Linked DNA regions of Homo sapiens: region 2 is linked to region 1. The links are chromatin contacts, found by Hi-C or POLR2A ChIA-PET in ENCODE. All regions are on one chromosome and are shown on one strand. The core of a region is the stretch at or near the end of the contact, and the rest is flanking DNA. Distances in the headings are between cores, read along the strand shown.

Evidence for each region. Hi-C counts contacts between places; a loop is a spot of excess contacts on that map. ChIA-PET counts read pairs that join two places held with the same protein, here RNA polymerase II (POLR2A). Pooled maps may share reads with other maps.
Region 2: a pooled map shows a loop between it and region 1 (8-fold over the local background). The contact joins two enhancer-like sites. A Hi-C loop is called at or near these places in 3 of 168 maps with a recorded cell type or tissue (ascending aorta, cardiac septum and posterior vena cava) and 6 of 50 pooled maps. POLR2A ChIA-PET finds 5 or more read pairs at or near these places in 2 of 52 experiments (H1 and activated CD4-positive, alpha-beta T cell).

The regions. Positions count from the first base shown.
Region 1 is chr15:84,819,154-84,825,334 of GRCh38, reverse strand. ALPK3 (alpha kinase 3) reads right to left here. Exons shown (of 14, transcript NM_020778.5): 2 at 1,967-2,005. Among named protein-coding and RNA genes, the nearest start is that of ALPK3, 4.9 kb to the right of the region's middle. RefSeq lists enhancers at 5,162-5,691, 5,692-6,181. Within about 2 kb of position 3,799, at least 6 of the 41 ENCODE cell types and tissues checked have a DNase peak (open chromatin) inside an H3K27ac peak, as active enhancers do.
Region 2 is chr15:84,852,162-84,858,342 of GRCh38, reverse strand. It overlaps ALPK3 (alpha kinase 3), which reads right to left. Exons shown (of 14, transcript NM_020778.5): 6 at 1-1,951. It also overlaps the pseudogene LOC124900361. Among named protein-coding and RNA genes, the nearest start is that of SLC28A1, 29 kb to the left of the region's middle. Within about 2 kb of position 3,127, at least 2 of the 41 ENCODE cell types and tissues checked have a DNase peak (open chromatin) inside an H3K27ac peak, as active enhancers do.

The DNA of each region.
Region 1 (6,181 bases), core at 2,550-5,049:
CGTGGTGGCAGGCGCCTGTAGTCCCAGCTACTCGGGAGGCTGAGGCAGGAGAATCACTTGAACCTGGCAGGCAGAGGTTGCAGTGAGCCGAGATCACGCCACTGCACTCCAGCCTGGTGACAGAGAGAGATGCCTCAAAAAAAAAATAATAATAAAATAAAAACAAGTAGTTATTTTACTTCACCATTCTTTTTGAATGGAAAAGAACATATCTTCTCAAACTTTCCACATTAGGTCCTAAGCTGTATTATAAAAAAATGTTTACATTAGAAAATAAGTAACAGCTGAAAGGGTGGCTAGCTGAAAGCCTTCTCTTTCAGGGAAGTGGGTTTGGGGTACATTTGGAGGCACAGGGAGAGTCACTGTATATACTGTCATGTTCTGCTGAATGTCATACAGCTTCTCGTTGCCACAAGCTTTCTGTCCCCGTCCTCCAAACCATTCGAATGTGGGATGGACTCTGAGTGTGCTGCACCCTATACCCTGGAAAGCCAGGAAGTCCACACATCTGGAAATGGTCTTGTCCAACCCTGACAAGTCCTTCCAACTCCATGACTTCACAAGGATATCACAGACTAATCATATGTCTCTAAAGAACACCAGAATCATTGGTTTTCATGATGTTCAGTGGAACCTAACCTCGCCCTTAGGTAAGGTTTGGTTTGCCCAGGTCGTCTCCTGTCAACGCTTACCACACTCCACTTGGAATTAGTTGTGATATCCTCAGTTCCACCCATGAGCCACACAGAACAAAGTCTCCTCAGTGTTCATCCCCATCAAGGACCATGGACATAGTAGTTGCTAATCATGTCTGTAAACATTAGCTATTTAGAAACCAGTTAGCTATTCTGAAATCTTTTTCTGTGTGAAGAAACTGTAGCTAGCTCTCCCCAAAACTATCAGAGTCTGGGATGAGGCCCAAGTGGTGGGAAGTAGCCAGGAAATGTTCCCATTTTGATTGTAACAGTCAGTTCAGCCAAGGGTAAAGAGCTGTCCTCAGTTCAGGAGGCAAGAAGACAGTCATTCACCCAGCAAACCTGGACCATGAGCCTGCCCAGACCTTGCCCTGACTCTGCAGCAGATTCAGAGAATAAGCTATGCAGGAATACATTAACGTGGTATTCTCTGATCTCACAGAGTTCACAGTCTTCAGGGATGGGGAGGAACCAAAGGAAAGGAAAATTCAGAGAAAGAGGAGGTAAAAGGAGAACTTAAATGACTGCAGAAAAAAATTTTAAAAGGCAGTTACCATGGTTAGAAGAAGATAGACAATAAGGTATCACACCTAGGTATGTGGTTACAAAAAACATGAAAACCTAGAATTGGGGCCAGGCACAGTGGCTTACGCCTGTAATCCCAGCACTTTAGGAAGCCAAGGCAGGAGGATCCCTTGGAGCCAGGAGTTCAAGACCAGGGAACACAGTGAGACTCTGTCTCTACAAGAAAATTTTTAAAAATTAGCCAGGCATCATGGTGCATGCCTGTAGTCCCCGCTACTCAGAAGGCTGAGGCAGGAGGATCCCTTGAGGCCAGGAGTTCAAGGCTACAGGGAGCCATTGCACTCCAGCCTGGGCAACATGACAGAGCAAGACCCTGTCCCTAAGAAATAAAAAACCTAGGATGGGGAAGAGGTGGGTCATGTGACATGACTCATGGCTCTCTGTTCTGTTCCCATGGTGTCTCCTAGGGACACAGAGATGTCATTGCAGGCATCTCAGAGACCCCTGCCCATATTTCTATTCCTGAGATCCTGTGCCCATCTCAAATGGCCCATGCAAGCATCAACTCTGGCCCCCTGTGAGAGCCATGTTCACCTGAGTACCTTCTTGCACTCTCCCCACCCACCCTCCAGCTCTCCCCTCACCCCATGCAGCCTGGTTAGTGCACGAGCAGACACTCAGTGGCCCCTCAATGCCCAGACCCAAGGAAAAAGCAGTCAGAGAAATGTAGTGCAATATGCATTTACCTTCCAGAGCTGGGGTGAGACAACCGGTTGCTTGATAAGCTAAGCAAAAACAGCAAATGGAATCATTAGGCCAAAAAAGCAAGAAGGAAGTAGGCGAAATCAACAGTCGCAAACTATTAATCGGCCACCATCTGGGGCCCAGAAGCCTTTCTATTAAAAGGGACCAGCTGTCTTAGTTGGCCTGCTCCATTTAGCAACTGGCCTGACCACCGGACACCAATGTATCTGAAACCAAGAGCTCATTAAATGCAGCAGAGTCCAGGAAAATGGTTAGGCAGGAAGGAGGCCCTTTGGGGCTGTGCTTTGAGAAAGGTGTGTCCCAGGCATTTGGGTCACTGCCCCCAAGAGGGAGGCTTACAGCTGCCTGGCATGTTTCCCCACCCCACAGCACACCAGCCTGGGGGCAAGCTCCTGCTTCAATTCTTGGCCTTTGGGAGAAAAGAGCCCCATTCCTGGAAATCCCCTGAGAGGCTAGGAGAGACAGGTGGCTTGGAGAACACCCATCATTAATATGTTAAAGTATGGTTAAAGAGGCCACACAAGGCAAACCAGCTGGGAGAGTGAAAAAGAGAAAAACAAGGCAGTTAATTCAGCAGGAGCTGGGAGGCACCCAGCTCCATGGTCCACACAAGGCCCATTCTGCCTGAGGCCCCAATCATCTCTCTTGCCTGGGGCAGCTAGGAAAGGCCACTGTGTAGGGCACTAGGATGAGGACCCACACAGGACCGCCCCTTAGTGGAGTCTAGCCCACTTACTATGAGCCAACTGTTCCCTCTCCCTCCTCCTTTCCTGATACAAAAATCTCCAGTGGGGACCTGGATCCCAGCTCCTTGAGAGATGTCAGAGGTCACCCCATCCACACTCCCTTCGGCTGTCCCTATCATGAGAAGAGCTCTCCCTTCCTTCCCAGCAGCCCAGCCTGTTCAATGGTGCTCACGGTCTATGTCTCTAACCATAAGAAAGCTCTATGAGGATCCCATCTCTTTATAACCACAACACCAAACCCATCCTTTTCCCTAAAACCTGGCTTCACCCCTAACCCCGGGCTCCTGGGTTGGTAGATACCTCCAGCATTCTCCCAAACTCCTAAGCTCAAAACCTGCCATCTTGGACTACTTCTTCTCCAACCCCAAATCCAGTCCGCACAATTCTTGGCCCTTGTTTCTCCCTTCCTCTCTGCTCTTGTTGTTGCACTACAGTCTAGACCCTCATGGCTCCACATTTGATGACCACCTCAGCCCCCTCTCCTTAACCCCTCATATAACCCACTTCTCTAACAAAATGCTGCAGTCCCCCAGTGTAGAGGACGCTGAGTCTCCACTCCTTAACTGGGTTGGTAGGGCCCTCCCTGATCTACTCACACTCCCGCTGCAACCAGATTCCCTCTACTTCCCAATGCTCCGGCGCCACCACAGCCAGGCCTGTCCCTTATCAGCATGAACAGTCCTTCCTGACCCCTGAGCCTTCCCTTTTGTCCTCCCTGTTTGGAAAGTCCTTCCTCCCTCCTACTGCTCAACTAAATCCTGCCCATCCAGCCTTCAAACCTAGTTCTTGTAGCTTCTGTGGCTCCTAGTGCAGTGCTGCACAGACGATGGGTATTTAACTGCTGTTCTATAGAAGGGAGAGAGAGAGAGAGGAAGAAAAAGAAAGAGGAGGAAAGTACAGTGGGGGACCTGGGGGAGGGAGAGAGGTCAGGGGAGAGAAAGGCATTTTTCAAGCAGGAAGGGTGCTGCCCCCGAGAGGGAGCTGCTGCTCCAGAAAAGATGGAAAGGAGCGTGCTAGAGTGCAGCTGCCTCTGCTCAGAGCTTTAAAAATCCTCTGGAGGCCGCGTGGGCAGAACCTCCCATGGTTCCAAGGCACTGGCCAACTCCATCCTTTCCTGACCATAAATTTCATTTGTCCCTCTCTTTCAGGATTGGGAGATTTCTTCTTCTTTGGGTCTGGACTTCTTCCCTGGGAAGGAGAGGGGGAGAGTTAGCTTTCTAATTCAGAGAGGAAAATGACAAGTTCCACCTGCATGTTGGTCAAGAAGTGAGCTGGGACAGAGGACCCCTCCCCCAGCTCTGCTGCTCCTGGACCAACCGCCCTGCCCTCTCTAGGCCTCGCCCTTACATTGTTAGTCAGGTCAGGAGAAACCCTGAACTAATGGAGGCACCTGGTCTTCAGAAGGTGGGAGACCTGCCTGTGCCCTGCTGGCTGGGCCACAGCTAGGCTCAGGGCTGTCACCCAGGCAGGGGAGCTCCCCATTTACTGCCTCTGAGGGGGAGCTGAATGAGAGGCATCAAACATTGGGGCAGAAAAGCTTTAAAGAGTTCTTCGTGCCACCTTCATCTCACAAAATGGGAATTCATACATAAGCAGAATAGAAGAAAAAAAAAGGGTTGGAGGTGGGTTGGAATTCAGGGCCCAGAAAGGAAAGGTCTCCTCATAAAGGAGTGAAGTTAGGACTGAGCACAGTGGCTCATGCCTATAATCCCAACACTTTGTGGGGCTGAGGTAAGAGGATCGCTGGAGCCCAGGAGTTCAAGATCAACCTCGGTGATATAGCAAGACCCCATCTTTATAAAAAATAAATAATTAAAATCTAAACCGGGCATGGTGGCTCATGCCTGTAATCCCAGCACTTTGGGAGGCCGAGGCAGGCAGTTCACCTGAGGTCAGGAGTTCAAGACCAGCCTGGCCAACAGGATGAAATCCCGTCTCTGCTAAAAATACAAAAATTAGCCGGGTGCGGTGGCAGGCGTCTGTAATCTCAGACTACTCGGGAGGTTGAGGCAGGAAGATCACTTGAACCTGGGAGGCGGAGGTTGCAGTGAACAGAGATCACGCCACTGCACTCCAGCCTGGGTGTCAGAGCAAGACTCCATCTCAAAAAAAAAACACACTAAAATAATAAATACATAAAAGAGTGAAGTAGGCTACGGAAAACTAGAACTGACCACGAAAGCTGGGGGCCTCCATCCCTCCTGGCTTTCATCTAGTCTGGGACATAAAAGGCCTTTGGACAGTCCTGGCCTGATACCTCAGGTTCCCTAAAAGCCCTAGACAGCCTGGCTGACCCATGCTGAACAGCAGAGCTTGTTTCAAAGCTGTCTGTAGTAACATCATAGGTTCTGTGACTTCTCTGAGCCCACCTGGACCAGGGCCTCCAAGAATCCAGGGGGCAGGGGTTTCTGGAACTTCTGAGTGTCCCATAAAAGCTAATTAATCATAACTGCTTCAAAAAAAAAATCAAAACTGCTTCTACTCAATTTTGGCCCCTTAACTTCTCTAGCCTACCCACATCTCACTGTTCTATGGGGGTGAGGTCCTAGATGCCGGGTGACCTGGGGGCTGGGCCTACAGTTTGGTGGGACTATCTGCATGTGAGACCTCTGACCCCAGTGGGCATTGGAAATATTCTTGCACCGACATGGACTGGAAACCCTTTCAGAGCTGTGGGACAGAGAGAGGTGCATAGGGAGATAGGTTCTGGGCCATCCACCAAGGCCTCTGGTGTCCATCAGCTCAGCTGTCCATCAGTTCCCAGGGGTAGCCCCTCCTCACAAGGGTCCATGAGAATGATGCCTGGAGAGCTCCATGACACATCTTTGTGAAGGTAGACCCAGAAGATGTTGGAGCCAAGAGTGAGTGGGGACAGAACTTGCCTCTCAGTCAGGACTCTGGCATAGTCAGGGCTCAGCTGGGCTGGAGCCAACATAGCTGGCAAAATTCTCGAGGGACTGTCTTTCTCCCTATCTCTAGGGAGCTCTCCCCACCCCCACAGGCAGTGAGGCTGTTCTGAGGGACAGCAGACAGTACGGTGGCTCCCTCCAACACAGGTCAGGCCTTACTAGAGAAGCAGGAACTGCCTCGCCTCCTCCACTCCCCACTGCAGCCCCAGTCACATTCTCCCCACTTTGGCCAAAGGCTTTTCCAGATGCCTGATAAATCTGGCTGTCCTTGTCTCTCAGAACCTCTAGGGGTCTGTGGCTAGCCAGCAGGAGCAGTAAAAAACTCTGCAGGGGCAAAACACAGCCCAAAGTCCAAAGCTTTCTCCCACTCCTGCTGTCCTGCCCCCTCCAGATACTTGATGAAAGAGACTCCTTTTAAGAACATTCCCATTTAGGTCCAAAGGGACTTAAGCCAGCCACTTCTATCCTGCCTCTAGCTCTCAGGCTGGCACAAGCTTTGTGCTCATGAGGTGTACAATTAACATTTATCTATCATACAACT
Region 2 (6,181 bases), core at 1,878-4,377, 34 kb before region 1:
GCACCAGGCTTTTCCTGGGCCCCCGGGGGGAAACCGTGGGGCTCTCCCTTTCTTCAGGTGTGGTTGCCTCCCCGTCTCCTGCTGCTCTGACCTTAGGGAGAAATCTCTTCCTCCGGGCCCCTAGAGCCAGTTCCTCAGGTGTAGCTGCCGGGAGACCTGTCAGAGCCTCCCCTGGGAACTTCTCCTCTTGGGAGGGCTCCTGGGCTATGCTCTCTGCTGAGGGCCCCTGTCCAGGGGCTGCCTGCCCACCCGCCTCCCCCAGTCGACCAGCCATGCTGCTCTCCTGAGAGGCCCCCAGGAGGCCAGGCCCCTCAGGGGAAACCTCTCCTTCACCCTCACTGGCTCCTTCTGAGGCCAGCCCAGGGTCCTCCTCGTCTACCACAATGGCAGGGACAGTGAGGGAGCTGGGACCAGGACCCCAGGAGCCTCGGGCAGCAGCAAGGGCCTGGCGGCCAGCCTGCACCTCACGGTCCAGGAGGCCGGTGAGGCGGCGGGAGGTACAGGGGCTCAGCAGCAGGGTCTGTGCACTCTGCACCAGGTGGTTGTTCTCCACACGCTCCAGGATGCGCCTCGATGTCCGGGGACTAAGCCCAGCCACTTCCACAGTGGGTGTCAGAGTGGCTGAGGGCACCAGACCTCCGGTGGCTGCCCCCACCTGGGACTCTCCCCCTGCTCCACTTGTCTCTGTGCTGGACAGCTTCAGCAGCAGAAGCAGGTAGTTCTTCAGGGAATCTATGAGGCCAGGGTCACAGCTCCGGGGACCTGGGGTCCGCCCCTCCACATCTGGTACCTGGGCGCAGGCCCCCTCACTGCTGGTGGCCATGGTTTCTGGTGGGTGACTCTGAGTGGGGGTCCCCAGCCCCAGGTGCAGTGTTGGGGCAGAACTCATCAGGACCTGATCCTCAGAGGGCAGGAAGGTGGCTGTGCTCCCGTGCTGAGAAGTCGGGGTGCTACACGGCCCCGCCTTTGGGCTAGCTGTCAGCCCAGTTCCAGGAAGAGAAGGCATCGTGGGTACCTCCTGGCTCAGGCCAGCTAGAGGACAGCCACCCTGATCCATACACGGCACTCCCCCTGGCCGCTCCTCCTTGGGGCACTGGAACGGGCTGTCCTCCTGCTTGGCCTCGACTGGGCCTGATGACTGTGGCCCTCGGCATCTCTCTCCTCCCACCTGCTCCACACTCCCCTCATGGGGCGGCTGTGCTGGGAGCATGAGGTTCCCTGACAGGGGACCCAGCACAGTTTGCTCATGGTTCCTGGAGGCTGTTACTACTGCCTCCTCAGATCTGGGCAGGCAACCAGGTTTTTTTGGGAAACAAGACCCTTCTGGGGTCTGTACAAAACATTCAATATTCAGAGGAGCTCTAGGACCCGCTGTAGGTGGGAGTTTGGGGGTTCTGGATGGTGGGCCGAGGCTGGTTGCCACCTCTTGCTCAGACTGACCTTCCATGGCTGTGGGCGCGCTCCCCTCTGACTGCGTCCCCTTCTCTCCCTGCATCCCCTTCTCTCCCTGCATCCTTCTGTCTTCCTGTGTGCCCTTATCTGCCTGGGCCTTCCTGTCTTCCTGTATCTTCTCACCTGCCTGTGTTGTTTCTAGCTGTGTCTCTGCCCTTCCCTGTGTCATCATGCCCTTCTGTGCACTCCTGTCTGACTGTGGCCTCTTGCTTTCTTGTGTCCCAGCATCCACCTGCGTCTTCCTATCTGCACGTGTCCTCTGGGCTGTCTGTGTTCCATCTCCCCTGGTCCTTCCATCCACTTGTATCTTCCCATCTGCCTGCACATTCTTCTTGCTTCCAGTTCTCTGGTTAGCAGATGTTCTCCCATCCTCCTGGGTTTCCATATCCATGGGTTCAATGATACCTTGACTTCCGGAAGTGCTAACCCCAATGGAGGCTACATCAGAGCTGCTGCTGGCCGACATGGTAGGAGCCGTGGTTGTCTGGCATTCCAGGACCTGAAAACAGAGGGACAAAAGCAAGGATTTAACTACATGGACATTCAGATCTCTTTCCAGTCTGGCATCCCAGTCTCCTCGGACCTCATCTACAACTGCTCTGATGGGAATCTTGCCTCCTGGTTTCTCAGGCCTGCTGGAAGTTGGGAGGCAAAGACATGTGACAAATGCCCAAAGCCCCATCCATGCCCACTCACCCTAATCTCTGATCTCAGAATCTGGACTGGGGAATATCTAGCACCCAGACCCAGCTCTGGCCCTTTCCACCTCTTCCTGAAGAAATCCTGCCTTTCCTGAAAGACCTTGCTCATGGGTTATTCCACCCCTCACCCCTACCATATGAAGGAGACTGTCCTCTCCCCAGGGCTCCCAGAGCAGTCCTTCTCCTGTGGCACTAATTGCCTTGGATAGAATTATGGGTGAAGTGAGAGAGTGCCAAAGGGTGTCCCAATAATGGCCTCAGTGACAGCATCCACCAGTAACATTGAGTGAGTGATAATAATGGATGCCATCCAAGCAGAGAGGATTAAAGTAATTCTGAATGGCATCTATGCCAGGAAATTAATGAAACATTATAATGTTACCCTTTTGAACATCTACTTGCAAAGCACTATGCTAGGCCCCTGTATATGATATTACCCCACTTACTCCTCATACAGTATGAATACTTAGGAGAATCAGCCCCATTCTAGAGATAACAATGACAAGAAGGCATGTGATCTGTCCACCGTCAGGTAGTCAGTAAGTGGCAGAGTTCAGATTCGCAGCCGGGTGTATCTCACTCCAAATCCCATGCTCTTTGTTGTTATACCATAACGCCACCTACTTTTAAAGGACTTCCTGTCAAACATGGTGGCGTACAACAGTGATTTCCCTTTTTTCCTCCAAGATATCATCAAAACCAACAAAGTAAACATGAAATAAACAAAGCAAACTCCTTTGTTAGTGAAACTGGAGGCAAATAAAACCTACAGTCTCAAAAAACAAACAAAAGGATAACAGCTGCCAAAAGCCAACAGATGCAGACACTGGGAAGCTGAGGAGGAGCAAAGTGATATGGGGAAATAAACAGGGCCACAGCTCAGCGGGAGGAGAGTGGAGCTGTTCAGCAGGTCTCAAGACGCCGGCAAAATCACGGCTACTGTAGACAAAGGTCACCCCAAGGTTATAAACCCGTAAGTCCACGTGCAACAAGAGCTGCAGGGTCATGGAGGCCTGGGTGGAAACTGGCCGAAGACACGGCAGATGAGCAGAGCAGACAAGGAGAGGAGATGGAATGGAGGCAGATCTCAGAAAACGCTGGCAGCTACACTCCTGAAGAAACCTCCGGAAAATTGCTAAGCCGAGAACATTGTGTTTTAGCATACAAAGACTAAAGGAATATTGTTCCCACAAGCCCTGCTTGAGGAAATCACCAGGGAACAAATGTAGTCAACCAAAAGATGATTGAGAAAACAACAGCAAAAGAGCTGACGGTAAGCACTGAACATATTTCACTTACATTAACATATATATTAATGCATATTAACATATAACTGTAGAAGCAAGACTAAAATCAAGTGGGGTTTAGAATGGCAAATCAGAATGTCAATGTTCTATGCCCTGACGATACAGAAACAACACAGCCAGCACGAAAGTGGAAAGGGGAAGAAACTTCCTTGACTGTGTCACCTGTAAGAGCCAGGCACCAAAGACATTACTCAAAGCTGAAAAACCAAGTAACAGAAATAGAGGATATTTACCTAAATAAAGATAATCACTTAGAAATCAAACTTTAGGCCAATATGAGATAGAAAATGAATGAAGGCCAGGCACAGTGGCTCAAACCTGTAATCTCAGCACTTTGGGAGGCCGAGGCAGGCAGATCATCTGAGGTCAGGAGTTTGAGACCACTCTGGCTAACATAGTAAAACCCCATTTCTACTAAAAATACAAAAAATTAGCCAGGCGTGGTGGTGCGCATCTGTAATCTTAGCTACTCTGAGGCTGAGGCAAGAGAATCGCTTGAACCCGGGGGCGGAGGTTGCAGTGAGCCAAGATCGTGCCAGTGGACTCCAGCTTGGGCAACAAGAGTGAAACTCTGGCTCAAAAAAAGATGAATGAAGAAAATGCAGAGAAGAAGTGAAAACACTGTATCATTTTTCATCATTAAAAATTAGTAGAAACTGAGTGAACAGATGAAATAATTAATGGTATTATATAAAACTGAAATTATAACATATAAATATTTTTAAATATCAGAACCACACACAAAATCAAAGGAATAAGATCACAAAATGAAAGACTTTTAAATATACATAATTAAAATATATGTAAATTAAGTGTAGAATTTAAAGTTACTTTACTAAATTAGGAATTTTCTGTTTTTCAAATTTTAAATTTTTAAATTTATTTTATATTTTAAAATTAGAGATGGGGTCTTGCCATGTTGGCCAGGGTAGTCTCAAACTCCTGGCCTCAAGCAATGCTCCCACCTCAGCCTCCTAAAGAGCTAGGATTATAGGTGTGAGCTACTGCACCCAGCCTAAATTCAGAATTTTGAATGAATGTTATCGATGTGGGAAACATTAGAGTTTGGCGAATATCAGGAATAAGTCTGACTGAAGGATTTTTTTTTTTTTTGAGACAGGTTCTTGCCATCTTGCCCAGACTGGCATGCAGTGGCTATTTATAGGCAAGATCATAGCCTCAACCTATTGGGCTCAAGTGATCCTCCCACCTCAGCCTCCCAAATAGCTGGGACTACAGGCTGACTGAAGAATCTTTTTTTTTTCTTTTGAGACGGAGTCTCGCTCTGTCACCCAGGCTGGAGCGCACTGGCATGATCTTGGCTGACTGGAACCTCTACCTCTCAGGTTCAAGCAATTCTCCTGCCTTAGCCTCCCGAGTAGCTGGGATTACAGGCATGTGCCACCACGCCCAGCTAATTTTTGTATTTTTTAGTAGAGATGGGGTTTCACTATGTTGGCCAGGCTGGTCTTGAACTCCTGGCCTCAAATGATCTACCCACCTCGGCCTCCAGAAGTGCTGGAATTATAGGCATGAGTCACTGCACCCGGCCTAACTGAAGAATCTTAATAAAAATGCTCTTCCAACTTCTCTGACAACCGGATATTAACAGACAAAACTGCCTTGGTGCCAAGAAACAGCAATTAGTAATATATTAGAGCCTCTTTTTTATCTTTTGATATTCTAGGATTAGAAAATGTTAATAAAGACATAAGATCTATAAATCTACAAAGAAGGTGCAGACTGTGCATACAAGACTGTTGCTGTTCACAAGACTCACGGAACTAGAACTTCTTGATTAAAGCTACCTTCACTCCTAACGCACTCTCAGCCAGATCAATCCCTCAGTTCTATTGAAACTACTTCTTCATTATCTCAATATCCATTTCCTTCATCTCCACTGCCAACTGCCTAATCGGATCTGCCAACAATTCTGTCTTGCCTGGACTACTGTAAAGCCTCCTAATTGGTATCCATGACTCTAGTCTTTGCCTCTGCTAAACTCTTTTCCTCACTGCAGCCCAAATGACCTTTCCAAAACACAAACCTGACTGAAACACTCCCCTCTTAAAAAACCTTTCAATGGCTTATCATCACTGACAGGATAAAGCCTAAAAGACCTAGCTTCAAAGAGCAAAAAGTTTAATCACACAGTAGCCCCTTCTTATTCACGGTTTCGCTTTCCGTGGTTTCAGTTAACTGTGGCCAATCTTGGTCTGAAAATATTAAATGAAAAATTCCAGAAATAAACAATTGATAAATTTTATAGGTCATTTCAAAGAGGCTGCAAAACCAAGAGCTCTTAACGCTGTGAGCAAAGATGGAAGTTCTCTCTAGGATGCCATGGCACTCGATGGTGGTATGTTTTCCTGGGGAGATATAAGACATAGGTGTTATATGACATAGTAATCTATGATTGTTGCCATGGGAGAGTTTTAAAGATTAACCAAAGTAAAAAGAAAAAACAAATTGTAAACTTTGCACTGTTCTGAGCAGCATGATAAAATCTCATGCCACCCCACCTGGGATGTGAAACAGCCCTTCGTGCAGCATAGCCACCAGGTATACACTAGGTTGCCCGTTACCCATTAAGTAGCTGTCTTGGTTACCAGATCAACTGTCCTGGTATCTCAGGGCTTGCGTGCAAGTAACCATTATTTTACTTAATAAATGGCCCCAAAGCACAAGAGTAGTGATACTGGCATATTACTATAGTTGTTC